Linked DNA regions of Mus musculus: all the other regions are linked to region 1. The links are chromatin loops, found by intact Hi-C in ENCODE. Cell type or tissue: gastrocnemius. All regions are shown on one strand.

The links. A loop is a pair of places that touch in the nucleus more often than their neighbours do. Peaks named below come from ENCODE experiments on the same cell type or tissue, not always from the same donor. Only the 100,000 strongest peaks of a DNase experiment are listed, where the experiment ranks them.
Region 2: it touches region 1 in a loop (2.0-fold over the local background); 4 of 42 quality-filtered maps call a loop at or near these places.
Region 3: it touches region 1 in a loop (2.6-fold over the local background); 6 of 42 quality-filtered maps call a loop at or near these places.

What each region holds. Positions count from the first base shown.
Region 1 is chr13:48,994,699-49,002,698 of GRCm38, reverse strand. No RefSeq gene overlaps it. Among named protein-coding and RNA genes, the nearest start is that of Fam120aos, 31 kb to the right of the region's middle. In gastrocnemius, a CTCF peak has its summit at 3,890 (motif pointing right); DNase peaks (open chromatin) are centred at 821 and 3,872; H3K27ac peaks cover 359 bases.
Region 2 is chr13:48,928,148-48,936,147 of GRCm38, reverse strand. It overlaps Fam120a (family with sequence similarity 120, member A), which reads left to right. Exons shown (of 18, transcript NM_001033268.3): 4 at 2,070-2,198; 5 at 3,755-3,851. Among named protein-coding and RNA genes, the nearest start is that of Fam120a, 36 kb to the left of the region's middle. In gastrocnemius, no CTCF peak of the experiment used is centred here; a DNase peak (open chromatin) is centred at 4,684; H3K27ac peaks cover 825 bases.
Region 3 is chr13:48,849,142-48,857,141 of GRCm38, reverse strand. The region is part of intron 1 of Phf2 (PHD finger protein 2); the gene reads left to right. Among named protein-coding and RNA genes, the nearest start is that of Phf2, 18 kb to the left of the region's middle. In gastrocnemius, a CTCF peak has its summit at 4,077; DNase peaks (open chromatin) are centred at 2,976, 6,174, 6,626 and 7,776; H3K27ac peaks cover 989 bases.

The sequences.
Region 1 (8,000 bases):
AACTTGTCACAAAACACAGCATACATACATGTGATGGTTTCTATATGCTCTGCCCAGGCATTATTAAAGGTGTGTGGCCCTGTTGGAGTAGGTGTGTCACTGTGGGTGTGGGCTTTAAGACCCTCATCCTAGCTGCCTGGAAGTTAGTATTCTGCTGGCAGCCTTCAGAGGAAGATGTAGAACTCAGCTCTGCCTGCACCATGTCTCCCTGGATGCTGCCATGCTCCTGCCTTGATGATAATGGACTGAACCTCTGAACCTGTAAGCCAGCCCCAATTAAATGTCCTTGTAAGAGTTGCCTTGGTCATGGTGTCTATTCACATCAGTAAAACCCTAACTAAGATTTACATGCATACATAAAATAAAAAATAAAAGAACTTGTTTTGGAGAAGTACTCTCTCTGGACTCTAGTGCAATCTACAGAACTTGAGAAAATGTCCCTCAGCGTTGTGCTCAGCAGTGGCTGCACTGGACAGCATGTGACTGTCTTCTATGGGGACTATTAACAGGAAATGAAGATTCTGCCCAGCTCTTAGCTCCTGCTTACTGAGACAGAGTCCATGGTGTAGCCTCTGTTTCTACAGGTATGGAACATGTTTTATTTCTGAAGTCTCCCTGTAACTGATCAGCTAGGGACTTTTTATGCTATCCAAACAGGTATTATGGACAGGCAGGGAGAATTGCTTCCTTTGCCAGCAATCTTGGCCCTAAAGCGGGAGATACTAAAGCCCTTGGGCAGACTGTGTCTGAAGGCCTTGCTCAGCTTTGAAGTCTTGGCAGCTTCCCCAGAGGCTTCCAGGGAGAGGGCCTGCAGCACTGTCAGCTCCTCATAGCCCTGCCGTCCTGTTTCTGCTCCCTGTGGTTTTGGCCCTGGCCGTTCTCCATCTTCAGTGCTGCCTATTGCCATTACCCCAACAGACTCTGCCATTGTCACTGTTCCTCTGCTTAATTTCTGTCACTGTCATGTTTCTGGGTGCACTGTACCAACAATAAAAACTCAAAGTAAGGAAGAAAGAGAAGACCTCTCATAACTCCAGACACCAGCATATAAAAAAAAAAAAAAGACCACTCAACTGCCCCCAGATAGCAATGTGTATGTTTATCACCCTGTAATAGAGCTATGTAAAAATTATCTCACATCAGATACACACACGAAATCCCAAAACTTGGGAGGTAGAGGCAGGAGGGTTGTAAGTTTGAAGCCAGTCTGGGCTGCATAATGAAATTTTGTCTCAAACAAAAAGAATGATTTTTGAGTGGGGAGGGGGCACCGATACATGCATGTCTCCGTGGAGGCTACAGGGGTGTCATTCCCTCAGGCACCACTAAGACAGGATGTCTCATCGGTTTGGTGCATCATTGAGCTCCAGGGAGCACTGCTGAGGGGACAGGACCCAGACAGAAGCTCTTCATCTGTTGAACCTTCCTCAAAGCTGATTAACCCATTAGGACTCCAGTGACTGTGCAGAGGTTGGGAAGTTGCAGGTTCACAGCCAAATTACAGTTTATCTTGGGCTATCTCTGGCCCCCTAAACCACCATCCCTTAGTACTCCATGTCTCACCTAACTTCCTGTGACTAACAGATAAAACCCTTCAGAATGTATTAACTGGACAAAACCTCTTTCTACCAGCCAAAAAGTTAAGAGTGTCATCGACTAGCATCTGAAGCCTCTAGCTGCTCTGCTGTAATGTCTTCGCCAATATTTGTAAAAAGTGTCTTCATTTATAACATTCTTTGTTCTGTTGCTAAAACAAACAAACAAACAAAACCCAACTTTATTGAACCATTACCACATTGGAATAAGGAATTTGGGGTAGCCTGAACCTGCATTCCCTAGCCCTGGCCACTCATATTTAGCTTCAGAATAAACACTCTTTCCTTCCCTTTGAGGTGAGAGTTTTGGGTTTGCATTGACCCTACCGGACTCAGCATTCTCTGCATGGGCACTGAATCCCGACCCTTATGCTTACCGGGTGAGTATTTGACCAACTGAGCTCTAAATTGTTGTTATTATTTTCCTTTTCATAGTTTATCATTTCTTTTATTTGGGTTTGAGGTTACTTATTGGACCATGGGCAAATTATCAGACGCTACTCCACTGGAAGAAAAAAAATGTTCCCCCCTCCCCAAGCAGCATTAACTGACTAGCTCCTTACTAAGGGGGAGGCGGTGTGCGGGTCTCAGAAGGCCTTCTTTCATAAATGCTGGAGTGCTGATGGGCTCTGTTTTGTGCAGGTCTTGGGCATGTAACCACAGCTGCTGTGAGTTCATATGTGCAGTGACCATGGCATGACCAGATGACATCATTTCACAGAACTCCTCACCCTTCAGCTCTTACTTGCATCTTACAGGATTTCTCTTTGTAGGCCTGGCTGTCCTGGAACTCACTCTGTAGACCAGACTGGCCTTGCACTCACAGAGATGTTCCTGCCTCTGCCTCTTGAGTGCTAGGACCAAAGGCTTACATCACCACTGCCAGGCTAACTCTTACATTCTTCCCCAACCACTCTTCAGTGACGTCCCCGAGTTTTGAGGAGAGGGTGGACGCGGATGTTATGTTTAGGGTTAAACATTTAACAGTTACCTATACATTGCAGTTTGACTAGTTACACATTTTGGCACCAACACACTACCCATTGCAAAACTAAGCTTTGGTAACTAAGATCAAAGTAGCACTATTCTATAGGCATAAACATAAATATTTAGAAGGCATTTATACGTTTTACAAGCAGTGTCCACTTAGCAAAACAATATTGATAGGTTTCCCACTGTAGCCTATGTTGTCCCCAGCTATGGGCTTTTGACCAGTACCAGACATGGATTCCCTCCCAGTGAGTGAGCCTCAAATCCAATCAGAAAGTATTTGATTATCCCATTAACAGTCATGCCACTAATGTGCCAGTTGGCATACCTTGTGTGCAGCTAGTGTTATATCCTGGAGGATATACTGCTAGGCAATTCTACCGGTGATGTTTCTTCTCTAGAGTCCTGTACAGCCCCTTCCAGCACTGTGGAAGCTACCCAGCAGGGAAGAGGCTTCTGGCACACTTCCAGCTTGATTTTTCTAGATCCTGCTGTTAGGGTCTGTGAATCACTGAAGGATGACACCTCAGGCTCAAATAGTATGCAAAGGCAAAGAGTGTTTATTCTGCAGAAAAGATCAGCATGCAGGGGTACTCCAGAGCTAAGTGGAGACCCTTTGAGGGGGCTTGCAGGCATTCTTTTATGCAGGTTTAGGGGAATTCCATGGAGGGATAGATGACTTTTCTCTTGATTGGTTGACTCTACTGCTAGGGGTTCAAGTAACTCTGAATTTGGCTAGGGCCTTGGAGAGTTTGGGGGAATGCTAAGTTTTAGGAACAATGGCAATGGCCTGTTTTGTTTGGAGGACTTCTGAGGCCAAAAATATTATGATCTCGACCTGTGGGTCTCACCCAAAACTGTCTTCCAATATATTATTACATTGAACAGATTGCAGAGTTGTTAACACGCTGTGTCTACCATGTGCCTGTGAACTGAAATGTATTCGGAGGCTATATTAATGAAATTTTGCCCTGATGAGCTTCAAAGAACCTGAATACTCTTTCATTCACACAGAAAACCACAGCTCTACTGCTTGGGCACTTATCTTGGATCAGACTCTTTCTGGGTAGACAACCCATTTAATCCTTAAGACGGCACCTCACGACAGGTACCTCTGTTGGTCCCTTTTTATAGATGAGGCTTCAAGGAACTCGAGTCCCGGTCTAGGCTCACAGCCAACCACCTGCAGGATGACAAAACTAGAGGCCAGGCTGTTTGATTCTGTGATCCTATCTGCTGGCTGCTTCCAAAGAGGCCCTCTACTCAGAACAATCACAGTTGGGACTGGGGTTCAAGAGGAAAACGGGAGTACGAAGGAAATGTGACCACAAGGTGGCAGTAGAACTCAAAAACTTGAAGAGGTGAGTCTATGGAAGTCCCTTGGGCAAGAGGTGGTCAGAGGTTGGGGAGCACACACAAAGGAGAGAGACCCTTTAGAGCTGTGGGAGTGCTGGCGGGGCTGGGTGATATGACCCGGCAGTGTGGAGGGGACAGTCTAGGTCACAGAATCCCAGGAACAACAATGACTCCAGGGTCATCACAGTTTGGGGGTTAATCTTAACTTTAGCAAACGCTGGGCCCAGGTTTCCCAGTATGCAAACCAGGCAGGTTCTAAGTGACTTAAAATCTGATCGTCTGGAGGCTATTTAAAACAGTTGGGTGTGTACAAATTGGAAGCCGATATCAGTAGGCATTTGACTAACCCATCTCAGCTCAGCTCATCATGAAGAAATGAGACCTAGCACAGAGAAGCCACTTCTGGGTCATTAGCTTATCTAACTGAAAGGCTGTTTGAGGACTTTCAAGGCAGGAGTTCTTTGTTGAGAATACAGCTTTGAGGAGGTAGGCTGCGGAAGGGAATTGTGGGTAGAGACATTCCAGGAGTTGCATGGATGTCTCATGACATCTTTCTCACTTGTCTCACAGAGCCGGGAGTGGGGCTGTGTTTGAATGCAGTAGGTACCTTTCCTTTGCAGAGGGGGAATTTGGGTTTTAGTGCTAAGGACAGAACCTAGGGCATCTCGCATGCCAGGCAAGTGCTAGATAGATAGATCCCAGTACCCAAATATATATTTTTAAGATTTTCATTTTATGTATATGGGTGTTTTGGTTACATGTATGTCTGTACACCACGAGTACTCAGTGTCCTATAAAGCCAGGAGGGCTCTGAATCCCCTAGAACTGAAGTTATAAACAGGTGTGAGACACCTCGAGGAGGCTGAGAACTGAACCTGGATCCCCTGCAAGAACAGCCAGTGTTCATAATCAGTGGACTGTCTCTCCAACAACCCCCCCCATTATATTTTCTAAGTTTTTGGTAAAATATATACAACATAACATCCACCATTTAACCCTTTTAAATTTGTAAATACTGCTGCATTAATGGTACTCAGAGTCTCCTGCAAACATTGTAGCTGTTTCCAGAAACACATCATTCTAAAGTTGTCCCCATGAACGAGTCCCCTCTCCTCAGCCTGTTTGCCCCATGCACTTTTTCTCTGCAAATTTACCAGTTCTAAATACTTCAAAGTCACTGAGCCATACAATGTTTGTCCTTTGGTGTGGGCCTTGTTTCACTCAGCACAGCATACTACACCATCATGATGATGTCAGACTTAGTAGCTGTGGGGGATGGTGGTGTTGGGAGGGGGTGCAAACTCAAGGAGGTGAGGCCTACTGGAAGGTGGGTCACTGAGGACAAACATGGATTTTGAGGCCAAGCCTGAGCTTGAGAACTTATATAAGTAAATCTGTCCATCTTATAAATGTATTTTCTAAGGTTCTTTGTTCCAGTGACAGAAAGCTAGCACAATTCATGTAGTTTATGAGTCAAAATTCCATTCTTTTTATTGTTAAACTATTCCATTTAGTATATGAGTCAAAATTCCATTACTTTTATTGTTAAACTATTCCATTTAGTATATGTAACATTTATGTTACAATTATGTTAACATACTGTAACATATATGTAACATTTTAATTTTTTACACTCACCTGTTCATAGGTGAGGATTTGTGTTTTCCCCATCTTTGGCTACTGGGGATGAAGCCTCAATGAACATTAGCACAAAGTGTCTGTTTTCTATCTACTTTCAGTTATTTGGGGCTAAATGCCTAGAAGCAGAACACTGCAGCATATGACAGTTCTAAGTTTAACTTTCTGCACAGCTACCAAGTGGTTTCCCACGGCAACAGCACAAGGTGGTTGGTTTTAATTGTCAACTTGATGCAATCGCGGATCACCTAGGAAGAGAGTCTCAGTGAGGAATTGTCTAGAACATTTGCCCAATGGGCATAGCTGTCTTGACAACGGTAACTGATAATAAGAAGGCCCACCAAGTTTGGTGAAACCACTCCTGGGCTGGGGATCCTGGGATGTGTTCCAGTGGGGACTATGAGCTGCACAGTAGCACTGTTGTGATACTATCTGCTTCCTAACTATAATGTGACCAGCTGCTACGTGAAGTTCCTGCAGGCTTGACTACCCCCACAGCAATGGACCTATAACCCAGAAGTGGGAGCTCAGTAAACCCTTTCTCCTCTAAGCTGCAGTTGTCAGAGTATTTGATCATAGCAGTGGGAGATGAAACTAAGGCATGTCCTGCTTCATTTTGTAATCAGCAACACCAAAGAGGTCATAACTGTGCTATAGTCTGGGTAGGAATGTGTGTGTTCTCTATTAGTTCATGGTTTAGGAGTTTAGTCGTCAGCTGACGATGTGTAAGGCAGAGCAGGGTCATTAAGAGACGAAGCCTGGGACCTCGGACATGACTCAGAGAGTTAAGTGCTTACCGAGCAAGCAAGAGGAGCTGAGTTTGTACCCTAAGCATACACGCACACACACACACACACACACACACACACACACACACACGCACACACACACAAGCCAGGCAGTACATCTGTTACCCCAGCTCTGGGCGGAGGGTTACAAAACTAGACAGGTCCCTGGAGCTTCCTGGCCAGCTAGCCTAGCCCCCATAGCAAGCTCTAGTTTCAATGAGAGCCTGTCTTTAAAAAAAAAAAAAAAAAAAAAAAGTATTAAGTTATTCTGTAAATACTTGCACTATAGAATTAACGTTTTAAATTTAAAAAGGGAAAATCTAAGTCTCTAATCTTAATGAAGCTAACCTTTCCACTTAAGTTAGCTTTGTGTATTTTACCACAGTTTTAAAAAAACTGATCCTGGAGAGACGGCTCAGTGGTTAAGAGCAATGACTGCTATTCCAAAGGTCCTGAGTTCAATTCCCAGCAACCACATGGTGACTCACAACCATCTGTAATGGGATCTGATACCCTCTTCTGGTGAGTCTGAAGACAGCTACAGTGTACTCCTATAAATAAAATAAATAAATCTTTTAAAAATTGTTCTGTTGGGGCTGGTGAGATGGTTCAGAAAGTTCAGGTTCAGAACTCCGTGAACTCTGAGTAAAATCTTAGTGCTTTTTCTCTTATCACTGTGAAGATGGTAGGTTTTGTTAAATGATATTTATTTAGTGTGTGTATGTGTACACCTATGTGTGAGTGTGTGCATGAGTGCATTTGTGTGTGAGAGTGAGTGTGTGTGTGTGTGTGTAGAGAGAGGGAGAGGGAGAGATAATGCCAGTCTCTGTATATGTGTGATTCATATACCCCAGTGCTCATGTGGAGGTCAGAGGACAACTTGTGGGAGTGGGTCCTAGACATCAAACTCAGGTCCTCAGGCTTGGTGGCAAGCACTGTTTGTAATCCTCTGAGCACTTGAGGATCTTAGCAAAGTTTTATAAATAAAATGTCGATAAAATGCACTAGGCTGGTTTTCACTTTGATTTCATGAAGTGGTGGCAGGGTCAGTCTTCCGGTCTTCAGTGGGGATTAGGAGCTGGCAGAACTTGAGAATGGGGACTGGGGCTGCCTTCTCAGATGCTCACTTGAATCCTCTGCTTGGTTTCCAGAGGTGGCTTCCTGTCTCTCTATTCATGCATGCACTGTGCCCGCTCTTTCCTTTGTAGATCTGCAAGGCACCCTCCCTTTACTGTGCAGAAGTCCTGGTCCAGGAAGTACTGTTGCTTAGCAACAGGTTAACAAGTTCTTCCTCTCTGTGGCCCATGACAAAAGAGCTGAGCACAACCTCCACAGCACTCATTTATCCAACAAATGTACAGATAGTCTCGTGTGCAGGGTTACAGATGAGCAGGAGATCTTTGTCTGTATTTAGCTACAGCAGAATGAGTGAAGATGCATTCTTTTAAGTCAGACATGTATTAATTGTTATTTGACTTGATTTTAAGTTTTTCTAAATTTATTATATGTATGTGTATGCATATATCTACATGTTCCTGGTGTATGTGTGTGTATGTATGTGTGTGTGTGTGTGTGTGTGTGTGTACTTATACATGTTCCTTGCAGGTACCCTTGGAGGCCAGAACAAGGTGTC
Region 2 (8,000 bases), 67 kb after region 1:
TTATGTTTTGGGCTAAAATTTAAAAATGGAAATAAGAAAAGATAGCTATTTCTCAGCTATTGTAAGGGTTGAGGGTGCTGTCAGTTCAGGTCAGGACTCTGAAGGAGGCAGCAGCATGGGTGGAGAACACCAGCAAGGAGGGCCCTCAGAGGGACTGCCTGTGCCATTGAAAGAGGCAATCAGGAAGCCATTTTCTATCCAGTCACTTCTGTTCTTACCATTTAAGTTATCATCTTTTAATGTCTAAAACCACCTAAAATAACCAGCATTTCAGATGCTGTGCACAGCACGGGGAAATACTCACTAATTTGTAGAGTGTCTGGTGTTGGAATGGCCAACTAGCCACAAACACCTGTAGAGGCAAACCTGCGGGTTGCAGGTTGAGGGCAGGCCGTCAGGACACTCTCCTCACCACTACCACCTCCCCAGCCCCAGCCCACATGCTATCCTCCCCTTCACTGTGTGCAAGGTGCCCAAGGGTCTGCCAGCAGCAGCATGGGAGTGAGGTGATGTGGGGTAGCTCAGGGTCGCTGTCCTGGCCTCACTTCCCTGGTCACTGTGGTGGGTGACCCCTCACTTGCCTTGCCCTGAGGTTTTTGTAACATTTCATAGAAGGCAGAGCATGGTCCCTTCCACTTGGTCCCAAGCACTTTCACTCTTCTGCTTGTCTGCCCGGGAGCATGGGCAGCGGTAGCCGTTGGCCTTGTGTGAAGGGAAGGGCATTAGGCTTCTAGGGATGCGCTCATGGTCCGCCTCAGTGAACACTTCAGTCATGTCCAGGGAGCCCTTAGCCTGTTTTCCCTACACCAGAGTCTAAGCCGTATGTAGAGCACTGCTCTTACAGGTGAGAACCAGAGATCCACATGGAATGTCCCATGTGTGCTAGGGGAAACACAGTGTTTTCTTGGGGGACGGGAGCAAGTTTGTATCTTTGGGCATCTGGAAATTTGGGTAGTAATCTCAAAGTGTAAGTGCGTGCAGTTTCCATTTCTTTCTTTTTTTTTTTTTTTTTTTAAAGATTGAACTTTTCTAATTTACTCCCCTCCCCATATACACACCCCTCTGGTTTACGCACACACACACACACACACACACACACACACACACACGTTATCACATGTTAGAGAGACTAGAAGTCTAAAATGGGTTTCACTGGAATAAAATCAAGATGTAGCAGGCATGTGTTCATCTGAATTCTCCCAGAGAATTCTCCCTGGACTTTTTCTAGCATCTAACTGCTCACATTCCTGACTCATAGCTTCCTTCTCTGTCGTCAAAGCCAGCAATGAGAGGTCCTGTCTTTCTCGTGGCGTCTCACAGACTCTGCTCTCCTGCACAGAGTGCCCTGTGATTACACTCTGCCCACCCACACAATTCAAGACAGTATTTTTATTTTAAGGCAAGCCAATTGGCAACCTTTCTCCTGTCTTGCCACACGACAGTGTACGTACAGGTTCTTGAGAGTGGAATGTGGGCAGCAGCGAGAGGCCATTGTTCTGCTGACTCCAAAGCCCTTCTGGGATGGCTTTGCTTTCTTTCTAGTCTACTAACCCACCTTCAGTAGTAGCTGTTCTAATGAAAGATCTCGCTTTCATTATTAGATATTAGACTACATTCTCTATTCCTCTGTTTTCAAAGATAAACTTGGTGGGTGTAGGTACTTGGTAACTGAGTTTATCCTTAAAGTTTTAGGGAGCTTTGAATGCAGGTTCAAAGATCACACCACTGCTGGTCTAATCTGTTGATGCAGAAAGAAAGGAGGGAAGCAAATGGCTTCTAGCAGGCCTGCTCATCTTGTGTGTAGGTCCCAATCTGAGTTCTCTAAGTAATGAAATCTCAGCAATGCTTTTAATGCACGGGGTTTGAGCAGCTGGATTGTGTTTTATCATCTGGAAGGAAAAGCTGGCTGTAGAGCCTGCCATGCTTATAGGATCATACAGGTGGGAGGTAAGTAGGTCCTAGCAGGATCCCAGTAAGCAGGCACACTTTGGAGTATCTGGGTCCTGTGTGTAGACTTACCCATCTCTGAGGCTCCTGCTGACTGCTGACATGTGCATTTATCCTCTCAGGTCCGAGCCCACCAGCTGGTCTTGCCACCCTGTGATGTAGTGATCAAAGCCGTAGCTGATTATGTTCGCAACATTCATGACACGTCTGACCTGGATGCCATAGCTAAAGATGTTTTCCAGCATTCACAGGTAACACAAACTGAAAGGACAGGATTTGGGTCAGAGAATCAGGCTGTCCAGTGTGTCTTCCACCAGATGGGTGGTCTCAGCCACTTCACCTTGCTTGCCAGGCCCAAACAGGAGAGGGTTAATGTAGATAATGCCAGAGTCTATGGTGCTCTTAAGTGCTCTGTTCATAAGATGTATGTGCTAGAGGGTTGTTTTTGTTTGTTAGTCAGGTTCTTTGTTTTTGTGCCAGGGTCTTTCTGTGTAGCCCTGACTCCTTGGACTCAAAGCAATCCACCTGCCTCTGCCTCCTGATTTCTGGGGCTGAAGTTATGCATCATCATGCCAGGCTCAAGCCTGAATTTTAAAAGATAAACTGCATGTTGGTCAGATGATGTGGTAGATTGCTGATTAGACTTTCTGTTTCTGGAAGTGAAGTGTGTGGACAAGTCAGTTCCTAGAGTGGTCCTGCGCTGCCTTGAGCCTAAGCCATGACCATCATGCTATATACATGTAGTCTGTTCCATCCATTTCACCTGCTGTGGGGTTTTGGTATTGAGTGGAAGATGTTAGAGCCTTTGGAAAGTCAGAGACCAAACTGAACTGGTCAGAGAAGCCATAGAGCCAGTGCACAGCTACCAGCCTGGGTCTGCTGCTTCCCTCGGGACCGCTGCACACCCAGGCCGAACTGGAAGCAATGAAGCTTAGTCAGATGGGTGGTTCTACAGAACCGAGGTTGGCAGAAGAGACAACCTTCTTCTAGACAGTTTTCAGTGAAACAGCGCTCCTTTAGTGGGGGTAAGGCTATGTAAACCTTGGGGAGTGGGGAGTGGCTGGGTTTAGGTGCTGGGAGTGCTTCATTTGCATGAAGAGTTCCAGGTGCTTACTATAACACCAGTCCTTATAGGGAGAGAGGCAGTTAAAGCTGTAATTTGGCCACCAGGCTATGTGATAACCTCAAGAGTGGCGGAGGTGTGTGTGGGTCTGTACAGGCTATGTGCACCAGGACATGCAGGCCCAGAGCAAGGGGAAAAGGTCCCACTTCTGCTTGTCTCAGGACAAGGTGTTCATGGTTAGGGGATTAGGACACGTCTCGACTGGACTCTTCCTCTGGACTGGCTTGCTTAGTCATCCAGCTTTCTGGCCCCACACCAGCCCTGCTGCCAACTGAGAATCCTACCTTCTGAACACATTGCTTTAAATTTGCATTTATTTTTTTTATATTTTATTTTATTTTATTTTATTTTTTTGGGTAATAATCTTTTGTGTTTGACCTGAAGGTTCTCATGTCATTCTTCTTCTTCTTCTTTTTTTTTTTTTTTTTTTGAGACAGGGTTTCTCTGTGTAGCCCTGGCTGTCCTGGAACTCACTCTGTAGACCAGGCTGGCTTCGAACTTAGAAATCCGCCTGCCTCTGCCTTCCAAGTGCTGGGACTAAAGGCGTGTGCCACCACGCCTGGCTGTCACTCTTCATTTTTATCTAACCTAAAAGGTTACAAATTATTCATGTGCTGAATTATGATAAAGGTGTTCATATATATGACCAGTGGCATAACTAAGGCTTTCCTACATCTGTTTCAGTCAAGAACAGATGACAAAGTCATTCGGTTTAAGAGAGCAGTTGGATATTATTCAGCAACTAGCAAGCCCATGCCATTTCACCCACCACATTACTTAGGTAAGTAAGCAAATCGGCCGTGTGACTGCAAAACCACCTAAGCCCAGAGCTTAGGGATTCCCCAGCAAATTCCATGTTTGTTTTATGTACTTTTCTGAGATGAGGTCTCACTAGGCTGGGCTTAAACTCAGAGAAATCTGCCTGCCTTAGCCTCTGAGTGCCAGGATTAAAGATACATGCCAGCACGTGTAGCTTTGTTCTCGGACAGGATGATTTTCTGTGTGGCCCACTTTGTTAGTAGTTCCTCAGTGAATGTATAGATTTCTAAGAGAAAAGCAAAGGCCATGTAGACAGGCTGGCAGACCACAGCAGAGAGAGTCCTCTGAGGACACAAGACAGTGAGAGTGCAGAGTTGGCAGTGACCTCTCTTGCTGCTGCTGCTACTGCTGCTTCCTCTTTTCTCTTCTTCCTTCTTCTCTTCCTCCTCTCCATAGTCATTCTTTTCCTTGCAGGAGGGCAGGTTTACTGTAGAGATAAGAAGAGTCTTAGAGGCCTTACTCAGCCTAGTGGTGGTGTTTGTTCATGTCATTGTTAACAAAAGTAGGAATGTTCATGAGATATATATGGGAATTAGACTGAAAAACAATTCTCTTTGTTTGGTGTGTGTGTATGTGTGTGTGTACATACATGTATACATGTGCCGCGCGCGGTTTAGGAGACAGTCCCTTCCTTCTGTGAGAGCTCTGGGGCGCAGTCCAGGATTGTTGGGTTTGTATGGGAGGCACCTTTACCCTGACCCTTAGAGGATTCAAGCATGGTTTTGTCAGTGTGCTGGGCACTGGGAACCCACATCAGAGATCGAGGGCTTGGCGGGGCAGGTAGGAGGTGGGCGAGTCAGTGTAGCCTGTCAGACACTGGAGCGGAGGGAGGTGGGGGGAGGCTCAGGGTGCCTGGCCATCTGTTCTCTCAGCCTCTTTATTGATCCTCTGTTCATTCAGTTGCACATTGTACATTTCATTTTTCTCAGAGCAGTCAGAGTGATGTTTCAAAATATGAGCCATACCACACTGAAACCCCTGCAATGTCTTCCCACCACACCTGGCCTGACCCCATATCTGTACCCTGATCCGCCTGGCCCTGCTCACCTTCTGATACTTGCTCCTCAAGCCTGTGGCATAGTACCTTTCTTGCCTTGAGTGAGTTAAGCTGGCTTCTGCCAGTGGCTTTTGCACCAACTATTACGCTTGGTGTTCCTTTCCCCGACTGCCTTGAATTTGGGTCAGCTAGTGAATGAGACCTGCACTTGAGCGTCTCTGAGGACGCTGAGTGTTTTCTGTCAGTTGTTAGTCCTCTCACACTCTGCTGTACTTGGTGGCCCCGTCTTTACACCCCCTTTCACCTGCAGAAAGTAGGGTCAGGGGAGCAAAGGCCTTCCGCATCCTCAGTGGGTAACGACTTGACTGAATGAATTCAACCCATGAGTCTGATTGGAGGAGTAAAGTCATGTGCTGTGCTTTGGTATTATTCTTGGGGAAAGAGCACATTCTGTAGCATAGGACGGGTAGGTATACATTGTTTTACCAGCTAAGCTGTGTCTGCTTATGCTTTGCACACAGAAGTGTTTCAGAATTGCGTGTTTGTGTGCTAGCATGAAATGAGCACTAGACCCTGCGTCGGCCCATCTAATACAAACACTTGCTGCAGGGCCTCGGGCGTCCTGCTCTCTTGTGATGGCGTCACCACGTGAATATTAAAGAGAGGTTTATGTGAAGTATTTGTTAGTGGCAGATACTCTATCACAGGCAGAATGGCCTAAAGGACGCCAAAGACTGACTCGGGGTTAGAGTGCTGACAGTTGGAGGAAGCAGGAAGATGTTTGGTTTTCACTACAGTAACAGAATATCTCAAGCTGAATAACATTTCTAAAGACAAAGACTGGGCTGTCGAGGTGGATCACAGGGAAAAGGTGTGATCTGTTTCCAGTCCTGAAGACCTGAGTGCCATCCCCAGATCTCAACACAGTGGAAGCAAAGAACCACCTCCCCCAACTTTCCCTCAAACTTCACACCATGGCACACATGTAACAAAATAAGCCAAAAATTGTTTTGTTTCTTTTTGTTTGTTTTTATTTTTCAAGACAAGGTTTTTTTGTGTAGTTCTGACTGTCCTGGAATTTGATCAATAGACCAGGCTGGCATTGAATCCAGATATCCACTTGCCCCTGCCTCCTGGGTGTTGAGATTAAAAGCATGCACCACCACCAACCAGCTAAATAAAAATGCTTATTTAGCTGACACTTCTGGAAACTCAAGGCTGTGGCACTGGGCTCAGCTCAGCTCTAGTGAGGACGTCATAGCACATGGGACCACAGTGGCAGTTCTGTGCTGTGACAGAGAGCATACTCTGAGACTGGAAGTGAGAGACAGATGGGTCCACAAGCCCATCGATGGGCCTTTAGTGGCTCCCACTGTGCTCCAGGGCTTGAAGATTTCACCCATCCATCACCTTCAGTAGCACCAAACTGAGGACCAAGTGTCCACCACATGAAACCACAGTACCTGGGTCAGGAAGCAGCAGCTGCAGTCTGAGTAGTTACCGGAGATTGTGTGAACAACACAGCACTCACAGGGCATCCAGGAACAGGAAGTGAGGTGAAAAGCAGTATCTGCTTTTTATATCTGAGTTTCTAAAGAGTTTGAAAAGGAAATTGTGTGGAAAATGTACTGATTTTTCTTTTTTCCTCTATCATTCCCCCAAATAATGCAGTATAGCAACTCTTTGCATAGCATTTGCCTTGCAGTTATTTAGTCTTTGCTGTTCTTAGTCTTTCTCTGTAGGTGTACAGGAGGGGGCATACAGGCTCTGTGGATAGATTCTATGCACAGATTCTCTGTGTGTAGGTTCTATACATTATACAGAAAGGACTTGGACAGTGGTATCCCCTGGGATTTCTGGGATAACAGTTACCAGGATATCCTTACAATACTTTGGGAATACTGACTGTACACATGACATTGTACATTGATCAAGGCTAGTGGCATGTCTTGGCATCTTATGTAAACAAGGTGAATTCTAAATTAAGTTAGAATGTCTGTGAAGTACATTCATGTTTTCAGTCATTAAATGATATTTAAGTGTTTGTGGATAGACGGATAGACTTGGCTGAGATTTCAGTTCCATTTTGTGTAATAATCTTTTCAAAGGGCAGCACCTTGAACTTATGAGGGCTCTCTCTCTGGGCCTGATCTGATTAAAAACAAACAAAACAAACACAAAAACCCTTACCCTTTCAGGACTAATATCCTGGGGCCAAGCTTCCAATGTCAGACTTTGCAGAGATGTCAGAAGCTGAACCAGAAAACTAACGAAACAAAAAACTTCCCTTTGACAACCATTCCTCACCTCATTCTTGGTTGGTTTGTTTGTTTGTTTTGTTTTGATTTTTGTTTTTTGTTTTTTTGTTTTTCGAGACAGGCCTTCTCTGTGCAGGCCTGGCTGTCCTGGAACTCACTCTGTAGACCAGTCTGGCCTCGAACTCAGAGATCCGCCTGCCTCTGCCTCCCGAGTGCTGGGATTAAAGGCGTGTGCCACCACGCCTGGCTCTCATTCTTGTTTTTCTTCTGCTTTGAGGTGCTAGAGAATCAGTCCCAGAGCCCAAGTATTCTAGGCAAGCATTCAGCAGTGAACTCTAGTGGTTTGGGTATTGTTGGAGAATGAGAAAAGAATGTGTTCAGGTAATGTCTTTGTCCGGCCTAGAGATTTTTAAAGTAAGCATATAGGTTATTGAGAAGGCTTGGCTGATAAAGGTAAAGGCCCTGCTGATGCAGCTGCCTTCCCGAGTTGGATTCCCCAGAACTTGTATAATGGGAGAGGAGAACTGACTGACTGTAGGAAGTTATCTGTCAGCTTCCACACATTCGCAGTGCTGTGTGTTGGCATACAGTGGTTTGTGTCCCTGCACACTGCCAGTTATAGCTTGTTGTGAGTTACCACTCTGAACACAAGTATGAGAAAGACTTGAGTTCTCACAATTTGTGGCTTAAAGTGGTAATGCAAGCCCTAATGCCCTACTAGTTATATGAACATTGGCGAGTGCTCAGGGACATTCCAAAGCTGCATGAGTGAAGCTAGGGTCCTTATTATCTCAGCTACCTTTCTGCTACTGTGGAGAGACACCATGGCTAAGTGTCTTTTAAGTTCCAGAGGATG
Region 3 (8,000 bases), 150 kb after region 1:
GAGGCACGCACAGCAGCATCCAGTGACAGGCCAAACCCCAGCCCAACGCATTCTCTGTCACCTTGAGCCTCTGCAGTGCTGCCTGCTCAGTAGAGACTGAGCCTGGCCACTTCAGTGCATGCTGGCAGGTGTGTGGAAGGATACAGCACCTCAGGTCGTCAAATGAGCACAGGCCATGCTGATTTTCCTATATCCTGGCAGTTGAACGTTTGATCTCTCAGTTGCTATAGTTTTACTCTGCGGTTGCTGAGTACTTCCATTCATTCAACGTTCAAATCCTTCTTCCCCAGAGCTGTGGCATCCTACCCACAGTCGAATCTTTTCTCATGACACAGAAGCAGCAGGCTCCACCTGAATGTCGTTTGGGAAGAGCACCCTTGTCTGGGCTACCTGTTTCTACCTGTTCATTGTGTCCCTTCTTTGTTTGAACCCTGCCCGCTGCAAGGTCAAAACACGATTGTTCTTTTAAAAATCCTATCCAATTTCCACCTTTCTCTTGCTAAGACTGGGTCTCTTGTAGTCCAGGCTGGCCTTGAACTCGCCCTATAGTGAGTTGAATTTTTTTTTTTTTCCTGGCCCTTCTGCCTTTGCCTCCCAAGAGCTGAGATTAAAGGCAAGTGCCATCAGGCCCCAAGCATGCAAAACCAGCTCTCAGCCAGCTGAGACACAGGCAGGCCCTTGTACACTTTTAAGGTCAGAGTTGCTTTAGATTTGCAGAAAAGCTGTGTGCACAGCACTCAGTTTCACTGAATGTTTATACCCTCCATCCCCAGGATAGGAGCCACACTGATCACTGTCACCCATGCTGGGCTTGCTCACTCCATAGCCCTCTTCATAGGCTCTCTTTCTGCTAACACCACCCTGGAAGCTAAATTGTTCTGGTATTCTCTGCCCTTCTGGCTGTCATGGTGACCTCCTTGTCTCTTTCAAATGTCCTATGACTCTGGAAGGTGAGACAGCTGTGTGGGCTGGATTGAAGAATCCCTTTGACTTTGAGGGGCTGCTTCCCTCCAGGTAGCCTAACACACCTGTGTGACACCTTGACAGCTCATGGGGCCACCTTAGACCATCCAGGTGGTAAGCTGCTGTGGCCAGAGGAGGGATCCAGTGGCACTTGGTGGGTATCATGGTGCTGCCATGGTGTGCATGACAGGTACACACACACCCCTGATCTGCTGAGATGCAAGTCATGAATCCACTCTCTCCCCTGTAAGCGCCTGGTCCTACCAGTGGCCATGATGACAGTTTATGGGCCTAGGTAATTTTCCTACTCAGTTTCTTGTGCATCTCACTTTCTAGACAGGAGAGGAATTAATTAACTCTGTGGATCTGTGGTGTCTCATGTGGTCAAAGTTGGGCTCTAGGACACTTTGGTTTGGCTGCAGCTCTCCTTTGGGTGTAAATTTACTGTGCCACAGGACCTAAAGCCTGCACCCTCTGAACCAGATGCTTGGGCAGGGGATGAGCAGTAGCTGTCTTTGGAGCATTTGGTCCAAGCTTCACTTGTAGCAAGTGGGAAACTGTCACGCTACAGGAGGTTAGGCTGTGAGGACTAGAGTCCTTGCCACCTCTTGTGGCTTAGTGGTCCTTACAGAGTCGTGCTTCGCTGAAGGAAATCAGTGTAACAGAATTGAGCTTTCATCGGAGAAGACCTCAGACCTCAGGCAGGCAGGTTTGGTGGCTGCCCTGGTCTGCCTGGCTGCAGCCATCAGACTGTGTTGTACCCCCTGCCTTCTGCCTTGCTGGGGACCTTGCAAGTAGCCTGGTTTTGAGATTGTTCCTTGTCTGCAGTGAGGCTGGGGCTCTGGATTTGGGGACACAGGGAATACTGATACTCTTTACTCTGTTCTGAGTTTACCTCACTTCCTGTGACCCTGGCATCTCCATGTTAGGATGTTTGCATTGATGTTGGAGCTCTGGGCTTGGGGACACAGGGACCACTGGAAGCCCCCAGTCTGTCTGGATTCCCCTCACCTCCCACAGCCTTGGCATCTCTACTTTTGAATGTTTGGGTCTTTACCCAGTGGTCCATGCATCAAAACCTTGGCTTCAGCTTTAGCTCAGAGTGTCCTCATTTTAGGAGATTCTCAGTCCTGTCACCTTGTGATGGGTGACAGGTGGGGGCTCTGTGAGTACCACTCTGGTAATGCATTCCCATGGGAACAGCTCCTCTGATTAGAAATTACACACACACATTTATGTATACAATTTCATGTGTGTGAATGTTTTGTTTGCCTGTATATTTATGCACTACACATGTGTGCCTAGTGTCCTCAGAGGTCAGAAGAAGGTTTCAGATCCTCTGTAATTGGAGTTTCAGACTGCTGTGAGCCTCTGTGAGCTCTGGGAATTGATGGCCTCTGAGAGAATATGTGCTCTTAACCCCTGAGTCCTCTCTCCAGCCCGGCTCCTTTGAACTTGACCTACTAGGTTTCAGGGATTTCCTTTTCTCTTTCGGGGGGGGGGGGGGGTTGAGAGGGAGGTTTGTGATAGTGGCTCTGTCTGAGATATCACCACAGGATGGATGATGGCAGTGCCTCGCCTTGGTGGTTGCCTAGCTTGAATGGACTGCTCTCACGGGATTCAGTGTTTACACCAACTTATTTGGAAACATTGTATCCACTGCTTGAGTCTTTGGAAACATTGTAGCCACTGCTTGAGTCTTCGCATAGTAGGTTCCTAGTGAAGCTTCAGGAGTGCCCTATAGTCTGTGGGCCTTATTGAGAGAATCTGTCAAGGCAGTCCCTGAATGTCCCACTGATGGCCAGGGGATCAGGCCTTGTCTTTCTGCCTGCCGTGTTTGTCTGTATCTGCACATCATTTGTCCCTAGGCACTAATTACCTGAGGTGTGGCTAGGTGTCTCACCTGCTGTCAGCCACCTGCTCCTGGCCCTATATGTGAGGCCATGCCCCCATCATACCACAATCATGGGTGTCACAGGTTGCAGAGTCCTGGCCCAAGTCCATGCACCACAGCTCTCTGTTCACTTGCTGCTTCTGTTCTATCCTAGAGAAGTCCACCCCTCTTCCGGCCTGTCCCCAGCTCCAGCCAATCACCTTCTTGTGAACTGGGCCAGCAGGAGGCTCTGTCCTCCCCCTTATTATCTGCTCTAGTCCCCTAAAACTTCCAGTAGTCAGGATCAGGACGCATCTGGAGGCCAGTTCTGGAGACCATGGTTCACCATCCAGGTCTCTACTAATCTTTGCGTTTCTTATCTTTTATAGTTTTATAAAAAAAGAAAAGGTCAAAGAATAAGCATTAGAATTTTCCAGCAAGATGAGTCATAGAGCTCACCCTCTTTCAGTGGGGGATCTCCTGGCGTTGTAAGAAGTCTTCTGATTTCAAGGGCCACAGGGCACAGCTGTCTCCAGGTCTCTCTCTTGCCCTGGGCTGAGGAGATTAAGCTCACCTCCTGTGTTTAGAGTCCTTATCTTTGTCGAGAGGACCTTGGACTGCATTTGCTCTCCAGTCAGGTTTGTTTGCTGTCTCTGAGGGTTTCATCCAGGGAGAAGGCTTTAATTCCCAAAGCTTCTGGGAAGAGATATTTGCTCTACATCTGCATACAATTGGTTTCCTTAGAAACCACTGGAATAGATGCTCTGGAGCCTGCTTCAGATTTTTAAAGAGACCCTGCCCTTTATCTAGAAGATCTAAAAAACCCACACAGCGGTTTTAGAGTACATACAGAGACAGTTGTGAATATTCATTTAATAAATCAAGACTCCTCGGCTGCTGAATGATAGAGCTGAGGGGTGATTAAATAAATGGCTGTGTATGCACACAATGGGAAATTATCCAGTTGCCAACAATGTGTTTACAGCAGGTTTAATGACTGGGGGAAATGTTTACAATGTAACATTAAATGACTTGCTGTATTTATTAGTAGGGTGACAGCTGCTATTAATTAGTTAAAACAGGTTCAAATTTTAAAATATTTAAATTTAATATTTTAGTACTAAGATTTTATTTTTGAAAGTGAAGGGTTTAAAAGGTCATCATATTGTCCCCCCTCAAGCACATTTATACTTTCCAGTGAGTTATCCACATCAGTCATGAAAAATTGAATGAGGGCCTGGCGCCCCTAGTGTTGATAAGAAGGTTTACTGTAGATATAAGGGAGAGCACAGCTAGAGTCATCTGGAAGGGTCCAGATTGAACCCAGAGACCAAGAGGCCAAGAGACTAGTACAGCCAAAATAGCTGGGTTATATAGGACTCAGAGAAACTCGGGGAAGGGAAGCGCAGCCCAGCTGGAGAGTTTAGGGTAAGGGTTGGGGTGTGCCAGCCAGGATGTGTCTGTAAGAGGTCCTGGCTAAGGTGCTGAGAGAGTCTGGCCAGTGTCAGTTAGACATTCGTCCTGAGTTTGAGATCTAGCACTTCTATAGTTAGAAATTAAGTAAACTGAGTGTGTTGGTGCACACCAGCTTGAGGCAGAGACGGGGATTGCCATAGATTTGTGGCCAGCCTTGACTACTTAGCGAGACTCTGTTTCTAAAAGTTAAAAACAAAACAAATAAAACATACACACACACACACACACACACACATACATACATACACACACACACACACACACACACACACACAGAGAGAGAGAGAGAGAGAGAGAGAGAGAGAGAGAGAGAGAGAGGGAGAGAGGGCAAGGAAGTCAGCTTGGGATGTGTTGTCCCACTCCTAGAGAAGTTTCTGGACATGGGTGATGAAGTCACTCTTCTAGTCTCACTGCTGCTGGCCCCAGGCTTCTTGATCTTGAAAGCAGAGGGTGGAAGGTCAGCTCCCTCTGTTAGCACACCGTGCCCCTTTTCCACCGTGGCCTCAGCCCCGAGAGTACTTTAGCCTGCTGACTGCCTTGTCACCAGCCCCCTACCCCCACCAGGGCCTGGGAGCTTAGGGCTCTGCCCAGCCTTTGGTGGGGGTCTCCTTTCCTAGGCTCCTGGATCCTATAGATCTTCCTCTGCCCTAAGGACAGAGACCACGGTGCAGAGCGGTGGGCTATCCTATCACCAGCTCTGTACTTGTGTATCTGGGGACCCTAGTGCTCTTTGGCCTTGCCACAGCTAAGGGTAGTGAACGAGTCAGTCAGGTGTGGATACGCTAAGCACCACCTGTACCCAGAGACGGCTCTGCTGTGGCTCCCAGAGTGAACTTGAGCTTCTTTAGGACTTGAGATGCTAGGAGGACTTTGAGAGGGGAAGCTACACTTGCCAAGGTGACGTGATTTCTCACAGAGGCTTGGTACTTACAGATACTAAATGATTGCTGGCAGGCAGGTTCCTGGGTACTCACACATGCCAGTGACTGCTCACAGATGTGGGCTCTTCTAAGTGCTACCCAGTCCCTCCCTGGTACTTGGTGCTTGTAGACACTGAACAGTTACTTCTAGGTGTTCAGGTCTCCGTGGCTCTAAGCAATTATGAACAGGTATTTGAATACTTAAGGAGGCTAAGTCATTGCTTGCAGATGCCAAAATGTTCTGGGTAGCTACTCCACCTGGAAACAAGGTGACCGGAGGCTGAAATATGAGAAGCCATGTCAATAGGCTCACTTTCCTCCAGGAATGACCGCAGAGAACTTCTGATTTTTCCATCCATCTGTCGGAATGTCTGTTTTTTGAGACAGTTTCTCTGTGTAGCCCTGACTGTCCTAGAACTCTCTCTGTAGACCAGAGATCTGCCTGTCTCTGCTCCCTAAGTGCTGGTAGTAAAGATGTGGGTCACCACCTGGAGAGAATGTTTATGTGAGTGACACACAGGAACGATTTCCTGTCCATATGGATTATGTAACATAGCACCCGGCTCTGGAATAGCTTTATCATGCTTCAGTGCCCTGCCTGATGTGCCAGGCACCCAGCGCTGTGTAAGAGGCACACATGTGTGAATGTGGAGGGAGTGTCTGCCGCAGGGTCTATCGCTCTTCACCTTAGTCTTTGAGACAGTGTCTCTCTTGGAACTGGAACACACCATTCTGCTCTACCGTCTGGCCAGCGAACCCCCAGGGCCTGCCTCTCTCCGCTTCCCAGAACTGAAGTCACAGATGTGCCCCTTCCATGCCTGGTTTTTATGTTTGTACTGCATATATAAGCTCAGGTTCACATTTGCCTGACAGGCACTTTACCTATGGAGCCATCTCACCAGCCTAGAGGCACAGTCTTTGTGAACAGATTGAGTGTGGCTGGCTGCCTGCCACTCTGCGTGTGTTCTTTACAGGTGTGTGTGTGTGTGTGTGTGTGTGTGTGTGCGCCTGGCCTTCGGCTGCAGGCTCATGCAGACACAGAGGCTTTACAGGTGTGTGTGTGTGTGTGTGTGTGTGTGTGTGTGTGTGTGTTCGTTCCTGGCCTTCGGCTGCAGGCTCATGCAGACACAGAGGCTTACTGCTTAGACAGTGCTCTTGAGAACACTGGATTTGAGTCTTTTGAGGTAAAGCTCATGAAACAAAAAGCCACCATCTGAGTGTTAATCCAGTCTCTGCACTTTACCAGGGCAGGCTCAGTTATAGGGTTGTGCCAGTGTTGGCTTGCGTCTGTCCACAGTGCAGGAGATGCTATGAGAGTTTAGATTTATAGCTAGTCTCACTCTGAATTCTCATGTGCACAGCAACCATTGCTTGCCTGCTGTCATCTTGGCTGCCCTGTCCTCAGCCTCTGCCATGCCTGGCCTTTCACTGTCAGGGGCTTTCTCTCCTATGGGTCAGGTTTGGAGGCATCAGGCAGGCCAGTTGGTGTGAGCAGCATATTAGAGACTGAGTTTAGTTCAGGTGCTGACTGTCACTGGTCACCCGATTCCCATGCTCTTCTGCATATCTGATACAGAAATTAAACTGCAAACTCTGGTCATCAGATGCAAGCCAACTAACTCTTAGTCATGATTGGGGAAGACCTTGAGGCCAGGGACTCAGACCCCTGTGCTGCTCCATGTGACATCTTGGCCTGGTCAGGGCAGAGCCCTGGAGTGTAATGTATGCATGTACATGACATCTGTGTATATAGTATGTATATGTATGTGTTCTATCTATCATGTGTGTTATATTATGCTTGTAGTATGTGATTTGTTTGTGAGTGCACCATATGCATTCTGTAGGGTGTATTTGCTTTGCGTATGGATTATGTGATATGTATGTGCATAATTTGTGTCGTATGTTTCTATATGTAAGTGTGATATGTATATGTGTATCTGTGATTTTTATGTGTGATATGTGTGGTGTATATATTTGCTTATTGTAGTATATATATGGGGTGTGTGTGTGTCTGTCTGTCTGTCTGTTTGTGTCTGGCAGTGGCCAGGTGATGTGGTCTTGTCTAGGTCTCTGAGACCCTGAGGAAGCTGAGTGTTACCTGCAGGCTTGGTACCAGACACTTCCTCTGGGAAGAAAGGAGCAGAACCTGAGGGGTAGTCAGAGCTTTCTAGAACAGCACATCTTTGATTCTTAGCTGTGAGAACCCAACTCTGGCCACCTGAAGCTGCTTCTGTAAAGTCCTACATACCTCTTTCCTGCAATGTGGGCTGCCTTGCTCAGCCACCTCAGTTGGGGTCTGAAACACCCCTCTCCCCATCCTGGAAGAAGAATGTGGCACCCTGCATGTTGTCTTGTGGATCAAATTTCTGTCATGTTTTCAGAAGCAGGCAGGCAGCAAATACTCTGGATTCACATCCCAGCACCCTGTCGAGCCCAGGAACAGGACCCAGTTCTATCTGGTGGTCCAGGCTAGCTAGGCCCAAGGAGTGAATGTTCTTAGGATCCTTCAGGCCTCCATGGGAAGCTGAGCCTCTGTTGCTGGCACGTGTCCAGTGCTTTTGAGGAGCAGTTAACTCGAAGCTATGTGCTCTGCTGTGCCTCTGGAGAGCCAATGACCTCAGAGCAATGACAGGACTCCTTTTGTGGAAGCTGGAGGGCCAGTGAGGCTCTGTTGGTGATGGGAGACCTCCCCTCTCTTAGTTTCTATAAATTAGAGTGCTTACCTGGATTAGGAGAAAAGAAAAGGTAGATTATTTTCTCCAGACACA